2 separate regions of the Mus musculus genome follow, and region 1 is linked to region 2. A link is a contact called in ENCODE Hi-C or POLR2A ChIA-PET data. All regions are on one chromosome and are shown on one strand. Each heading gives the region's core, a stretch centred on a gene start or an enhancer-like site at or near the end of the contact. The rest is flanking DNA. Distances are from core to core; before and after follow the strand shown.

Region 1 (7,451 bases), core at 3,565-6,064, 59 kb after region 2:
TTAGGATGTCAGTCCTGAAATCTACCTGCAGGCTTGGCACAGTCCCAGTCAAGGTCTAGAGGGGATTTTGTCTAGAAATCAGCAAGCCAACCAAGTGTAACTGGAACTTTAAAAAGAGACATAGAATAGTTAAAATGTTGCTAATAAGGAGCAAAGTCAGAGCAGCCACACTAGATGATTTAAAATGTCCTATAAGCAGCAGCTTTTGAGATGATGCTTAATTCGAGAAGATACACAAATAGAATCTCAAAGTCCAGATGTAGACCTGCATGATTAGTGAAAGTCTGATTTTTCAACAAAGGCACCAATTAAAAAAAAAAACTGTCTTCTCAGCAAATTATCTAAAGGGCAAGAATGAACTTCAACTCATTATATCATGCCTCAAGGTGAAGCTGAACTAGGGACTTGAAGAGATGGCTCAGTGGTTAAGAGCTCTTGGGCTCTTCAGGAGGAAGGACACAAGTTCAGGTCCCAGCACCCACATCTGGATGCTCATAACACCTGACTATAGAAGAGTCAGTGCCCTCTTTTAGTCTCTGTAGGCATGTGCACACATGTGGCATACCTCCTACAGACACACATGTGCACATAAATAAAAATACAAAGTAAAGCATCTTACCTAACAGGGCTGGAGAGATGATCCAGCTGTTAAGAAGACTGCCTGTTCTCTCAGACAACACTACAGTTAAAGAGACTGGCCATACCGAAGTTAGCGAGGGTGTGGAGCATCCAGAACTCTCAGACTTTGTCCATGGGGATAGAAGTCGTAAATCACTTAGAGAAAAGTCTACCAGTTTCACTGCTAAACTACGAAATAAAAACCCAGGACCCAGCAGTTTTACTTCAAGGGTCCATGAAAAACTTTGTGTAAGAATATCATAGCAATTCTACTTAAAATAGAAAAAAACCTGCAACTGGAACAAGTGTCCGTCTGTAAGGGAAATGGCTTTTCAGTTGTAAATCATGGCCTGGGAGATGCTCATCCGGTAGTGGTACTGCCAAGCTGCCAAGCCTGAGCACCTGGGTTAAATGCCCAGGATTGACATGATGGAAGAAAAGAGCTGACTGCCACAAGTTGTCCCCTGACACACAGGATTTGCTACACACACATACACACATCCAATAAATATAATTTTAAAAACTAGTAAATCCTAAAGTTAGAGGAGGACATGCACAAACTACTGTTACAACAATATAAACAAATGTCAAAAACATTATTCAGAGTACAATTTTTGAAAAGTCTTATGAAAGTGAGTAAATAATTCATAATCTGATTGTAGTCAACTACCTTATAATGGTATTTAGTCACGCATGGGCCACATTACATAGGAGAGCCACAGCTGTCCAGTGTACACATGCTCTATGAGACCCAACAGCAATGTGCTTACACAAAGCCATGTTTCTTGGTTTTTGGGTTGTTTTGTTTTGTTTTGTTTTGTTTTGTTTTTTTCGAGACAGGGTTTCTCTGTATAGCTCTGGCTGTCCTGGAACTCACTCTGTAGACCAGGCTGCCTCGAACTCAGAAATCTGCCTGCTTCTGCCTCCCAAGTGCTGGGATTAAAGGCGTGCACTACCACCACCCAGGCAAAGCTGTGTTTCTTAAAACATTCACATTGTTCTGTCACACAGGACTGTACCTGAACCTCAAGAGCAGATACAGCCAACTGAAGCCAGAGTGGGGATCTCCAGGGACTGGGGATTGGTCGGGATTACAACCTTGAAAGCACTTCCTATGTAATGACAATGTTCTATAGTTGTTAAAATTTTCAATCCTACTGATATATACTGATATATATTTTACATACCATGAAGTTGAGTGCACAATGAGGCCGGGTGATGGTGGTACACTCCTTTAATCCTAGCACTCAGGAGGCAGAGGTAGGTGGATCTCTGAATTCGAGGATAGCCTAGTCTACGGAGTGTGTTCCAGGATAGCCATAACTACACAGAGAAATCCTGTCTCACAATACCAAAATACCAAAATACCAAAAAAAAAAAAAAAAAGAAAGAAAGAAAGAAAGAAAGAGAGAAAGTGGTAACAATATAATTAATAATAATAACAGTAATAATAATAATAAATTAACAATGTAGCAGGTTTTTCAATTGTATTTGTTTATTCTATGTATATGAGTATTTTGTTTGCATATATGTATGTATGTATACCACTTACTTCTCTGGTGCCCTCATCTCTGGAGTCAGAAAAGGGTGTCTTAATCCCCTGGAACTGGAGTCACAGATGGTTGTAAGTTACCATATGGGTGCTGAGAATCAAACCTGGGTCCTCTGCAAGAGCACCATGTACTTTTAACCATTGAGCCATCTCTCTAGCAGTTTTTAGAATATTCAGTTATACAATTATCACCACTATTTAATTCCAGAAAAATTAGTACCCTTAGCACTCACTTCATGCTGAAGAAACTCAAGTGATTTTTCTAATTAGAGGGAAACTACTAATCTACTTTCTGTCTCTGTTGGCCTAGTCTAGAGTTCCATACAATAGACCACCTTTTGGTGGGTGACTGCCTCTTTCCACCTAGGGTGTTCTCTAGGTTTATCTATGTGCTAGCGCATCCCTCTTTGTGGTTGAGTAATATTCTATTGCACGGTTAGAACATGTTTTCTTCGTTCATTTATCATTTCAGTTGCTATGCATGTGGGGAGGAAGGGACTTTCTTGGTCAGCATGGATGTCTACATTCATCAAAACTTATCCAACCATATAAAATAATCCCCAGAAGAAAGGATGAGAGAAAGGACAGGCAGAAGGAAGAAGGGAGGAAGGAAAAACCACATTGCAGGAACTGGGTCCTCTCTTCCTTCCTTTGGCACAGCTGTATTTGATTATCAAAGTCAAGCAAGCACAAATGGGATGCTGGTGGAGACTGAGACACGTATAGCCCAGGTTATGTGGGTGTGCTCCCTGGTCGAATCTGCTCACCTGTCTCAGGGAGCACTCTGTCCTACAGAGGCATCAAGCTACCTTGTGAGAAGCAGAAGTCTTAAGCATGTATGTAAGGATAGGAGGAATCCTGAGTGGATGTGTACTGTTCACATGACCTCAGCCATGTACCAGGGCTGTGGCAAGGATCCCAGAAGGCAAGCCTTCCCCTGGTCAGACATATGGAAACAGCAAAGCCTTTTGCTGGTGGCCTGTGAATGTTAACAACTGCACAAAACCCAGCAACTACAGCTTCCTCCTCCAGAATAATTGCAGGCTGAGACTGCTCCCTACAGAGAGAGACCTCCTATCCAGAGGAGTTTATGCCTCCTCCAGTGCTGTCCATAATAGATTTTCTGGGTTTTGGGCGGGGGAGGGGGGCTCAAAGCTAGCACAACCTACCTGATCCTAGCTTTTCTGTGTCTGTCTCTGTTGTCTCTTCATTCACACAGTTTTCCGGTGCTTAGCAGGACACAGCACTACCTGAGGCCCTCCTTGATGAAGAAGGGGTCCTACAGGGTTGAGGCCTGTCTGCTTTGACCGAAGCCATCCCCTTTTGGACCCTGGAGCTGAGTGACCTCCATCCTCTCTTGGAGATCATCTGTGTGTACCCTTTGCTTCCAGGCCAAGTTGTCCTTCAGGGTAGATTTTCCTGCTGCGCAAGAGATAGGATCTAGTCAGCCTGGCAGTTCTTGTTCTTGATATAAATCAATACATTGATAGATGACTACACATTTAAAAAGCAAATTGCCAGAGGAAAGCCACAGTGGGAGTGGTGGGGAATGTGGAGGGAATGGTGGGGAATGTGGATGAGGCGTAGCAAAGTCCAGAACTGGAAGGGAAGATACGGTCAGAAAATGATGGGCAACGAACACCATTTCCTTGTTCAAAGACAATTATTAGCACGTAGGTTGCAAATGGTCTGGTCATCAAGTTCAGTGGCATGTTCATTTGATTTGACCCTGTAGAACACTGTATGCTGCACTGGAGACCTTGGTCCTGATGGGTTTCACGGTAGGGACTGAGAGCAGAAAGTAACAGCTGACAATGTGTTGTACCCAGGAGAGACATAGGTCACACATGCCACAGAAGCTCCAACAGTAGACAGAATTTCACACTGCTCCATACCGACACCTGGGGTAAGATGGTTTGCCTAAAGTCAGCTGGTGTTCAGAGGCTCACTCACCAGCCAGCCCTGTAGACTTGACTGCAAACAAAGAACTGAAATGCACTGTAGTGGTCCTTAAAATGTAGGCAGGCCCATAAACTAGAACCTCCACCTGAGAGTGAGGGTGTAGAGAAGGAGAGCCTTGTGGAAGAGGGAAGACAAGCTGAGGTCAGCCTGGGACTCTCCTGAGAGAACTGTGGCCCTGAGTTCATACAGAGAGAGAAATACGCATATCCAGAGAGATGCTTGGTTTAAACAGAGAGGTGCCCAGGGTCAAGGGCAGCAGCAGGAACCAAGGCTGAGGGTCATTCAACTGGAGGGATGTGGAGTGTGTGTGTGGGAGGGGGGAGCATCCAGTGAGGTAAAGGGAATATCCAGCTGGGGCGGGGGGGGGGGGGGGCTGAGAAGATTTCTGGGAGGGGGCAGCACAGGTCTTTCATAGCATGAAGAACTAACACAAACAGATGAGAAGACACTAAAGAATCACTGGACAACGGCCTTCTGTAAGACAGTCAGGCTCTAATCCTCAGAACCTGCAAACATGTCACCTTATATGACAAAAGGGATATTGCAGATACAATTATAAAAACGAGATTATCCTTACTATTCGTGTAGGCCCAGGAAAGTCATGAGAGAGGGATGCAGGAAATCACAGTTCTAGAAGTGAAGCCGGCAGCAGAAGGTTGGAGCCACGTGAAGAAGCAATCACAAGCCAAAGGATGTAGGCAGCTTCCAGATGCTTAAATGGCAAGGATTCTTCCCTGCGGCCTTCAAACAGCATAGACGTGCTGTGGTTTAACTCCATGACAGTGACTGCAAACTTCTAACCTTCAGAACTTCAAGCTACTAAGTGTGTTTTGAACCAATAAATCTGTGGGTGTTCATTATAGTGACAACCGGAAGCTAGTGCATTGGTAAACCAGCAGAATACACAGCTTGCACATGATCTCTTATATAAAGTCCTTCTTCATGCTCTGGGTTGAGGTATTTCCCTGTGAAAATTTTATTCCAACAAAAAGGGCTGGAAGCCATACTCTTTGCAAATGTGGACACATAGTAGATGCTGCTCCATTCACCCAGAAGGCAACCACAATAGAGCTACAATGAGAGCTACAGTAGAGCGACAGCAACACTTCTGTCCTTTGAAAGCCTAGAATCTGGTGTGAGAAACGGACGTACAACATGCAGTTGTAGCACCATACATGACTGCTTAGATGAAGGTGGGGCAGAGGACAATTCAGGAGCAGATGGAGACCCAAGAATACAGCTTCTCACTGCACAGAAGTCCCAGCACAGGAGATCTTAGCTTGATAAAGCAGTCAGAGGAAGGGAAACCCAAGAAAATGGAACCACATTTACCAAGTTGGGGCCAGGAGAACGTTCGGGGAACCACAGATTAACTGGATATGGACAGACAGAGACCAAGCTGAGATAGGCGGTTCCCGACTGCTTATAGACCACTGTTTCATGACTGCTTGCTAGGCCCCTTTTCAGTTCCTTTCAACTGCTGCAGGAAGGCTCAACCCAGATGGGGAGAGGCCTAAGGAAAGGAAGCCTTCTCTGACAGAAACAATAAAAATCACCATCACAGATTTAAAAAAAAAAAAACCAGCCCAGGCTAGTGCTGTGGGTTGAAGAACTCTGACCCCAATTATGCCTGGTTGCCTCTCACTTCCCTGGTCTCACAAACTCACAAAGCAGCAACACATTTCCAGAGACAGAGTCCCATGCTGGAGCAGCCAGCGTCTCTGGCTGGTCTCTAGTTTCAGCCATTCCTAGGTAGTTAGTCCCAGGGGCAGCAGTGAGCCACAGTACTATACCACACTGCATGCAGAAAACAGCTGCATCTTTGATAAAGCGTTGCACATGGTAACAAGTGGGTGATATCAGCTTGACCACAGGATGAGTAAATCTGCTTTATAAAGAAGATGGCTTGAGAGAGGAAGTAAGAATCAAGAAGAAGCAGAGAAAAGAAGCCGCAGCTTGAAAGGATGAAGGCAGCAGCTCCTCTGTGTCTGGGATGGCATCGCCAATATTTGAGAGTTTCCTAGGAATCCTGACCTTGGACAAGATCAGGTTGTGGGTGGCAGGGACCAGGGGGATAAACCTCTTTTAACCACTGATTCTAAGCCAGACGTTGTGACTCAAACCCGTATTCCTAGCACTCAGACTGGACCAGGAGGATTGCCATGAGTCTGAGGAGCCGGAACTATAGATGAGACCCTGTCTCAAAACAAGTCAACAAATGTAACAAACCTCTGATCTTGTCTGCAGTGTAAATCCAGGCCAAGGATGAGCATCAGCAGAGAGAGGTCACAGGAGGAACTCTAGTGAGTGCCAAGGGGGAAGATTTTGGAAATAATTTTTTTAACTTTCCACTGTTCCAGTATTGGGACTCTGAATCTGAGAAGCAAGTTTTTTTTCCTTTCTAAGCAATCAGATGAATAAGGAGAACTCTCTGTGCTTAGCAAGTCTGCGTTGGTGTGGGCCCACACTCGGCAGAACATGGTAGAGGGGGTAGGCAGAGTGATCAAAAACTGAGTCCCAGATGGCGCAGGCATGGAGATGGGGGCTGCAGCAGAGAGGGCAGTGTGCCAACCAGGAGAGAAAACTGATCCAAGGAAAGCCACAGGAGGGGCAAGGTGGACATGGGGTGGACACACAGCAGAATCCAGGACCCTTGCTGCTCTCCAGCCAGGGGTGCCACAGAAACGGCGGCTGGCCTCAGTCCACTAGGAGCGTGCAGGAGCTCTGGCTCAGCTACTCGCTGTCTGTACAGTCTTGGGCCGGTCACTTCCTCTCTCTGGAGCCATCTCATCTGGAAGGGTGGGTAGAGGGCCCATCCCATCTTTGGTAAATATCTAACACCTACGGAGAGATTGTTAGAACGTAAAAATTTAACAGCTCTCTACCCCAAATTCTACCAAAATATGTTCTTAACACCTGTTACCTGAAACTGTGCAGCTTTCTTATTGTGTCAGGGAGGAAGCTGGTAAGGAGACAGACATCGAGGCTTTCCAAGGAACCCACTAAGTAGGAGACATGCAGAATAAAGCCTCAAGAGAGTACCTTACATCCATACAAGGCTGAAGCCCACTGTCTGAGTCCATAAAAGCCCGGGGGGGGGGGGGGGTGGTGACATTTTCTGGCCAATGAAGATTCACTATGAACCCATCTTCCCCATGGTGTTATGTTCAGGGCTGTCCCACCACCTCTCCAAACTTATTTGACTCAAAGAACTTCAAAACCTCCCTTCAATGAGACTCCTATCACACCTGAGTCACTGGGCTAATAGCAGTGTATCCCTATCCCACAGGAGGCGCCACTGACAATGGACTGGGAACAA
Region 2 (7,073 bases), core at 2,125-4,624:
TCTAGGACAGCCAAGGCAACACAGAAAAACCCTGTCTCGAGAAGTAGAGGCAGGCAGGTCTCTCTGAGTTCAAGGCCAGTGTTGTCTATAGAATGAGTTCTAGGACAGCCAAGGCAACACAGAAAAACCCTGTCTCAAAACAAACAAAAAACAATATACACTGTATGCAAAAGCTCTTTAAACAGACAGACACTGGGTGAGAGGCTCTAAGCCAGCGGCCCCAACCTTCCGAACACTGTGACCCTTTACTGTAGTTCCTCATGTTGTGGGGACCCCCAGCCATAAAACCATTTTCATTGTTACTTCATAGCTACAATTTTGCCATGGATATGAACTGTAATGTAAATATCTGCTATGCAACCCCTGTGAAAGGGTCAGTCATTCGACCCCTGGGAAGGTCAGGACCTACAGCTTAGAACCACTGCTCTAAACTCACACTATCAAGTTAATCTATGTCAGAACTTGAATAAAAATGCAATTGTTTATTTATGATGAAACAAGAACACTAAGGCTTATCTGGAAGAACAGATGCATAGAAACAAACAATAAAGACCTACAGGGAAAGATGTATATAAGCAGAATTCTATAAATTCATAAGTGGTATATATCAACTATACATATATAAGTGGCACCAAGTATCTGCCTAGACAGTAAGATCACCCATGCCCCATACCAACATAAATGTTAGATGAAGATAAGATTCAAACAAAATAAAAAACAGAATTAGCCAGGCATAGTGGTATACGACTTTAATTCCAGGATTCTAGCACTCAGGAGACAGAGAGAGGCAGGTCTCTTTGAGTTCGAGGCCATCCTGGGAATTCAATATACAGGGAGTTCCAGGACAGTCAGAATTACACAGAGAGACGGACAAAACAAAACAAAACAAAAAGGCACAAAGAGTTAACATAATCATTAGGAGAAAATACAAGTACATATTTTACATGATCCTGGAGTGAAGGCAAATCTTTTAATCATGTCTCCAAATATAGCAACATAAAAGGCAACAGTGATAGGTAAGACTAATACAGAAAAAGATTTCAATATCTTGAGAAATATCAATGATTAAAAGACAAATTTCAATTTATTTGGAAGATGGAAATTTAAGGTATTTGTATAAAGAGCTATCACAAGTCACCCAATAGAAAGGCAAACATCCTAATTCATACACAACTCATGAGAAGAGAAACCCAGGAGGGGTGTATTTGGTTCCATTAGCCGTTAACATGAGCCTATAAGATTAATCACTATGCCATTAGCACTTACAATGCTGCGGCTGTCCCATCAAATTAGAGACACCAGGGACCATAAGGTAACATGCCACTGTGTTCATTATGAATGGAACCAAATGCTGCCAAATAAGCATGACATTCTCCATGAGCCAGAAGCCGATTTGAGAAACGTCTGGAAAACGTACATATAGCATCATGATGATGCTATACACAATGTTGGAAGCAACTACAAGCTCCAACAAGATGGATTTTCCTGGATAAATGTCCCTGTAATAAAATAAACAATCATTTAAAGTAGAATTAGAGATACATATAAACAATAACACAAAAAAGAAGTCTTTGGTCTGTTTATGTAAAAATAAGGTTACAAAAGGGTATGCTTACAATAATACCATTTCTCACAAGGTAATTATTGATGCATGTTGATAATTACTATTAGCTACACTGGAAAAAATACAAGCAGTATACTAAAACATTAATAATGTTGTTTCTGGTTATAGTTACTTTCAGAGTTTTTTTTTTCTTATAAACAGGACATCTATACCATCTCCTCCAAAAATAAGGGCACATCGGGGGTGGGAGGAAAGGCTCAGAGTGAGCGTAAGAGCCAAAGGAAGGAGCCAGAGAGGTCTGGAGTGCTGACTCCAGGCACGCTGAGGCTACTGCACTCCTGAACTGCAGCAGGTCTGCCTGCCTACATGACACCTGAAGACTTCCATGAGAAAAGTATGATCCAAATGCGTATGTACATGTATGGAATGCCATAATAAATAAATAGTATATATAATTAATACATAAAAATAAAAACATTTTAAAATCTTTCTCCCATAAGACTTTTCTAACACTTAAGAGTATAAACAAGCTTCTCTTTATAATAAAAAAGTAAAGTCTATTACCCTGGCATCTGCCTAGATACAGAAGACTGAAAGTTATAAACTCCCTAGAGCCACAACTACAAAGTGGGGGGGGGGGGGCAATCCAAAAGCTCACAAAAGAAATGCATTACTGAACTATGGTTTGTCAGTTCAAGAAATAGTTACAGTATAAATAAATATGTATGGTATGCATAGACAGAATGGTGGCACACGCCTGCAATCTCAGTACTCAGGAGTCTGATGCAGGAGGATCACTGCAACCTTGAGACTATGTTGGGCAAAATATTAAGTTGAAGGCAGGAGTAAGCTACATAGTAAGACCCAGTCCCAAAACAACAACATCTCTCTCTCCCCTCTCTCCTCTCTCTCTCTCTCTCTCACACACATACACACAACCCACATAAAATAAAAATTTAAGAGAAGTTGGTTAGTATTACTTTTTAATATATTTGCTTTTATTATTTTTCAGTGTGTGGGGTGTGTGTGTGTGTGTGTGTGTGTGTGTGTGTGTGGCCTGCAGAAGCGAGAGGTGTCAGATTCCCTGGAGCTGGAGTTACAACTGTGGGCCACCTAACATGTGCTAGGAACAGAATCTAATCCTATGCTAGCGCAGAGTGTGTGCTCTTACCTTCTGAGCCATCTCTCCTGCCCTGCTGGTACCACTTTTAATCAATAAATAATCACTGTCTATATACAAGAGTAAGTCACACTGTCTCACACAAAGGTCATCTTTGGTAACAGGAGTCAAATTATGTACTTTGACTTCTTCATTAATTTTTCACTCAAAATTGATACAATAGAAGCAATTTAAGCACATGCTTTCAGAATCAGGGTAGTCCGCCCCAGACCTCTAACCTAAGTTCTTGGCATGCTCCCACACCGATCTTAAACTCCCAAACCCTTTCCCACAGCCCAACAAATGACCAACCAAAGCTTGTTTTTCCTTTTGTGTCTCATCTAACCCCTGTCTTAATTCACAATCTTAATTTTCAATCAGATGCTTAATAATAATATAAAAAGAACCTGCCCTCAGAGATGAGGGCTACTGGGGAATGAAGCAAGGGGACCTTCGTCTCTGCAGCTTCTTTCTTTTCTTTCTTTATTCTGTTTTTTGGTTAAGGAAAACATCTCCAAGTTCATAAAAACAAGGAGCTAAAATTAGACAGAAGAGCTGAGCCTTGACTCACGGTAGGGAAACATTATTTTTAAACTAAGGAGTATTTATAGGAGAGAGCTTTATGAAGAAGGAAAAGCAAGCTTACGTATGTGCATGGTGTGACCTGGGAGGGAATAAATTGGGGACAACCCTCGAGGAGCACTTATGCTAACGTTCCTGGAACTGCAGGCATCTTGCCTGTGTCTTTACTCATGGAACATAGATTAGAAATAGGAATGATAAACTCCACTTTATGTACAGAAAAGACTACACCAGTAGTCTGGACCACAGTCCAGCTGCCCGCTCCTATGTTCTCCTCAGGCCCGAGAGAGGACCCTGACACGAAAGAGCTGGCCCCATGGGAGGTACTCATTCCCAAGAACAAGTGACACTTCTCGGTGATCCAGGCCAAAGTTGAAGAATTATGCTTGTTACATTTTCTGAAAAGACAAATTGGCACTGAAACTGAAGGCACTTTGCAGTGACTGTTAAAGGGATAAATCTCTCACCACGTTAGAGCACATTCCCCTTGACATTCAGCAGTGCTCACAACCTTCCTGACAAGCTCCCCAAGACAGCAGGTGAGGGGTGTGTGCAAGGCAGAGAGGGGAGGCTGAAAGCTCAAAGGAGGCAGGGAGGATGGTGTGTTGCTCTGGGGCTATGCACAGTGGAGAGGGGGAGGGGAAGAAGAATCCCATGTCTACTGCTTTGAAGACAGTTGGCAGCATCCTGTGTGCTACAGGACAAGGAAGGGCCCCACTTAATCCCGAGGTTCCAAGGAATTCTGAGAAGGAAGCAACAGCTTCATCCCAGGCAGCATCTGAAGACAAAGGACCTAGACACTTCTGAAGACACATCAAGACCTGCAAAGAGCCCAGTGGCTGGTGGAGGGGTCAGGGCCCACCGAATAATGACTCTACTTAATGGAGGTTTCGTTCTCAGTACCAGTGTAGCATTCAGGTTAAATCCATGTCCACAAATGTCTCTAAAACACACATCATACCAAGAAGTAGCAGACTCCTCTCTATCAGTGTAAGATTCTAGTGAAAAGTCATGTTTCAAAACGTGACCAGGAGATGAGGGGGGAAATTTAAGATTCCAGTTCCAGGGCTGGTGAGATGGCTCAGCAGTTCAGAGCACTGACTACTCTTCCAGAGGTCCTGAGTTCCATTCCCAGCAACCACATGGTGGCTCATAACCATCTAAAATGAGATCTGGCGCCCTCTTCTGATGTGTCTGAAGAAAGTGACATTGTACTCACACACATAAATTAAATAAATCTTAAGCCTTCCACTCAGGGAAAGAACAAGTGGGGCCAGAGCAAGAAAAAAAAATTCCAGTTCCAACATGGTGATACAAGGATAGTTCCAACATGGTGATATGAGGATAGGGACCCCATCCTGTCCCTACTCACAACAGATGTCAGTTCAGCAAGAGTGCAGCATAGTGTGTCCATGGCTAATCACTGGCCCACACTGGGACTGCCCTGTAATAGCCGTCCGTATCTGTGCATCTTGTTCCTGCCCTATTGCCTGCAGGAACTCATCAGCTGACGCAGATGACCAAGGCTCCTTCTGGGACTATTTTCTGTACTTCTAAGATGCATGACCAACCCCTTCATCAGCATGACCACACTGACTGCACACTGAAGTAATCTTCTCCAATGTGGATCACAGTATGTCTATGCCATGTGACCATGAGTAAAGTACAGTTAGCAAGCCCATCTCTGGAGAAACCCCTCTCTTTGTTCTCCCTAGTCAACATGTTCTCCCTACCACATCCCTGCCTTAGGAAAGGGGCCTACCACACTGTGGAGTCTGCCTGCCGATATCCATCAGCAGATTCCCTTCATCTGCACTCCATTGATCTAAAACCATCTTACGTGATCTGCAACTGCATACACATTTACACACCCTTGTAAAAAAGTTTTATTTTACATGTCTTGTATACCTTCTCTCTTAAGGAGAACGAAGAGAAGAGCTTGGCTCAGGAAGACATGCAAGTTCTCTGCTTGAGATAAGGTGTGCTGACTGACTTCCTGGAGGCGAATGACATAGCTCTCTGCTCTGTAAGCAGACATATTGCTACCAGACACCCGGATCTGGAACGAGGGCCCTGGCAGTAGGTAGGAGTATTCTCGACACTGGAAAAGTACATACTATTCTCCAAGGTAACTTGATATATTGGCGCCTTTGCTTACAGATGGTCTCATGGTTACCCAGATCAGGTCTCCTAAATAATACAAGTCTGAGCACAGAAATGAAGGCACTGAATCTGCTAACCTGTGACCTGACCTCAAATCAAGATCACTGTCTCTCCCAAAAGACTACAGTGGCACCATCCATCTCAGACTCATCTATATAAATCATTATTTCTTTTGTGGGAAGGGTGATTAGAGACAGGGTCTCAACTGTGTAGTCCTGGCTTTCCTGAAACTCAGTATGTAAAACAGGTTAGCCTTGAGATCCCAGAGAGGCTCCTGCCTCAGTCACCTACGCACTGGGATTACAGATGTGCACCACCAGTCTCCACTTGCTTTGTCCCAGTGTGTTAATGTGTCTAATGAGCTGTTAACTTCACTCTGGTATTCAGATTTAACTTTACTCTGGCTGTATTTAAATAAAACTCATAAACCATACAACTCACTCCCTTAAGTACAAAATTCAATGATCCTTACTACAGCTACCAGCTGCCACATAAGCATTTTGGTTTCAGATCTCTCTTTTTCTCTCTCCCTTCCTATTCTCCCCAACCCCCCCCCCAAACACCATCAAGATTCTGTAGCCAAGGTTGGCTTTGAACTCTTTTGAAGAGCCAAAGAGACCTCTTCCTGGGATGGTCTTCAGAATACTGCTCATCATCCTAAGAAGAAAACCCTGTTTCCACTAAGCAAGCATCCCCCCTTTCTCCCAAACCATCCATCTGCCTCTAGTTCTATGATTCCTCTATTCTGGGCATTTCTTATCAGTGGCCTCTGCCTAGCATCTTTCACTCAGCACATGTCCACGGCTCATCTATCTTGTATATGAGTGTGTGTCATTCACGTTGATAACTGAATGATATTCAACCATGTGGACAGTGCACACTTTGTCTATCCATCTACCCACTGGCAGACATTAGCTGACACTTTGGCACTGTCATGAACATCTGTGCACCAGTTTTTGCATGATTGTGTCTTCAGTGCTTCTGGGTGCATGCCTTAGTGCAGAATTGTTGGGATATACTGTAACTCTGTATCTGCCCTCAGGAGTTGCCACACTGCTGTACATAACAGCTACACAATCTTATAATCTCCACCAGAGGAGTCAAGCAGTCTAGGAGATCCTGAGACAGTGGCCTATATCTATAGCAGGCACTCAAAACCTATGTTCAACCAATGGATTTCACAATTGTGGCTTTTTAAAAAAATCAAGTGTTGTTAGTTATTATGCATGTATAAAATTATCAAAACAACAAAAAATTCAAGTTAAAAAACATCATCACTAGAAGTAATAATGCATGCCTGTTTTCTAAGCCCATGGAAGCAGAAGCCAAAAGATTGCCATGTCTACACAGTGAATGTCAGACCACCAAGCAAGACTGTCCCAAATACAACATGATAAAACAAAACAGCAAAATGAAGCCTGACTACACACTGCCAGCCACCTTCCAGCACATTCTCAGCTTGACACCCATTCCAGCTCCCCTTGTCTCTTAAGGAAGCTCTACTCACCCTGCACAATTTTATCTGTAGGCATCAGTTACATCCCAGCTAACAACACACATTTGTGTGACTGACTGAGGGCTGGCTAAAAGCTTTAGAGGGCATCC

What was found. A loop is a pair of places that touch in the nucleus more often than their neighbours do. ChIA-PET counts read pairs that join two places held with the same protein, here RNA polymerase II (POLR2A).
Region 1: a loop to region 2 is called in a map of regulatory T cell, with 2.1 times the contacts of the local background. The contact joins two enhancer-like sites. A Hi-C loop is called at or near these places in 1 of 37 maps with a recorded cell type or tissue (regulatory T cell). POLR2A ChIA-PET finds 5 or more read pairs at or near these places in 1 of 5 experiments (embryonic stem cell).

What each region holds. Positions count from the first base shown.
Region 1 is chr16:4,449,947-4,457,397 of GRCm38, forward strand. No RefSeq gene overlaps it. Among named protein-coding and RNA genes, the nearest start is that of Adcy9, 33 kb to the left of the region's middle. Within about 2 kb of position 4,815, at least 1 of the 3 ENCODE cell types and tissues checked has a DNase peak (open chromatin) inside an H3K27ac peak, as active enhancers do.
Region 2 is chr16:4,392,528-4,399,600 of GRCm38, forward strand. All of the region lies in intron 2 of Adcy9 (adenylate cyclase 9), which reads right to left. Among named protein-coding and RNA genes, the nearest start is that of Adcy9, 24 kb to the right of the region's middle. Within about 2 kb of position 3,375, at least 1 of the 3 ENCODE cell types and tissues checked has a DNase peak (open chromatin) inside an H3K27ac peak, as active enhancers do.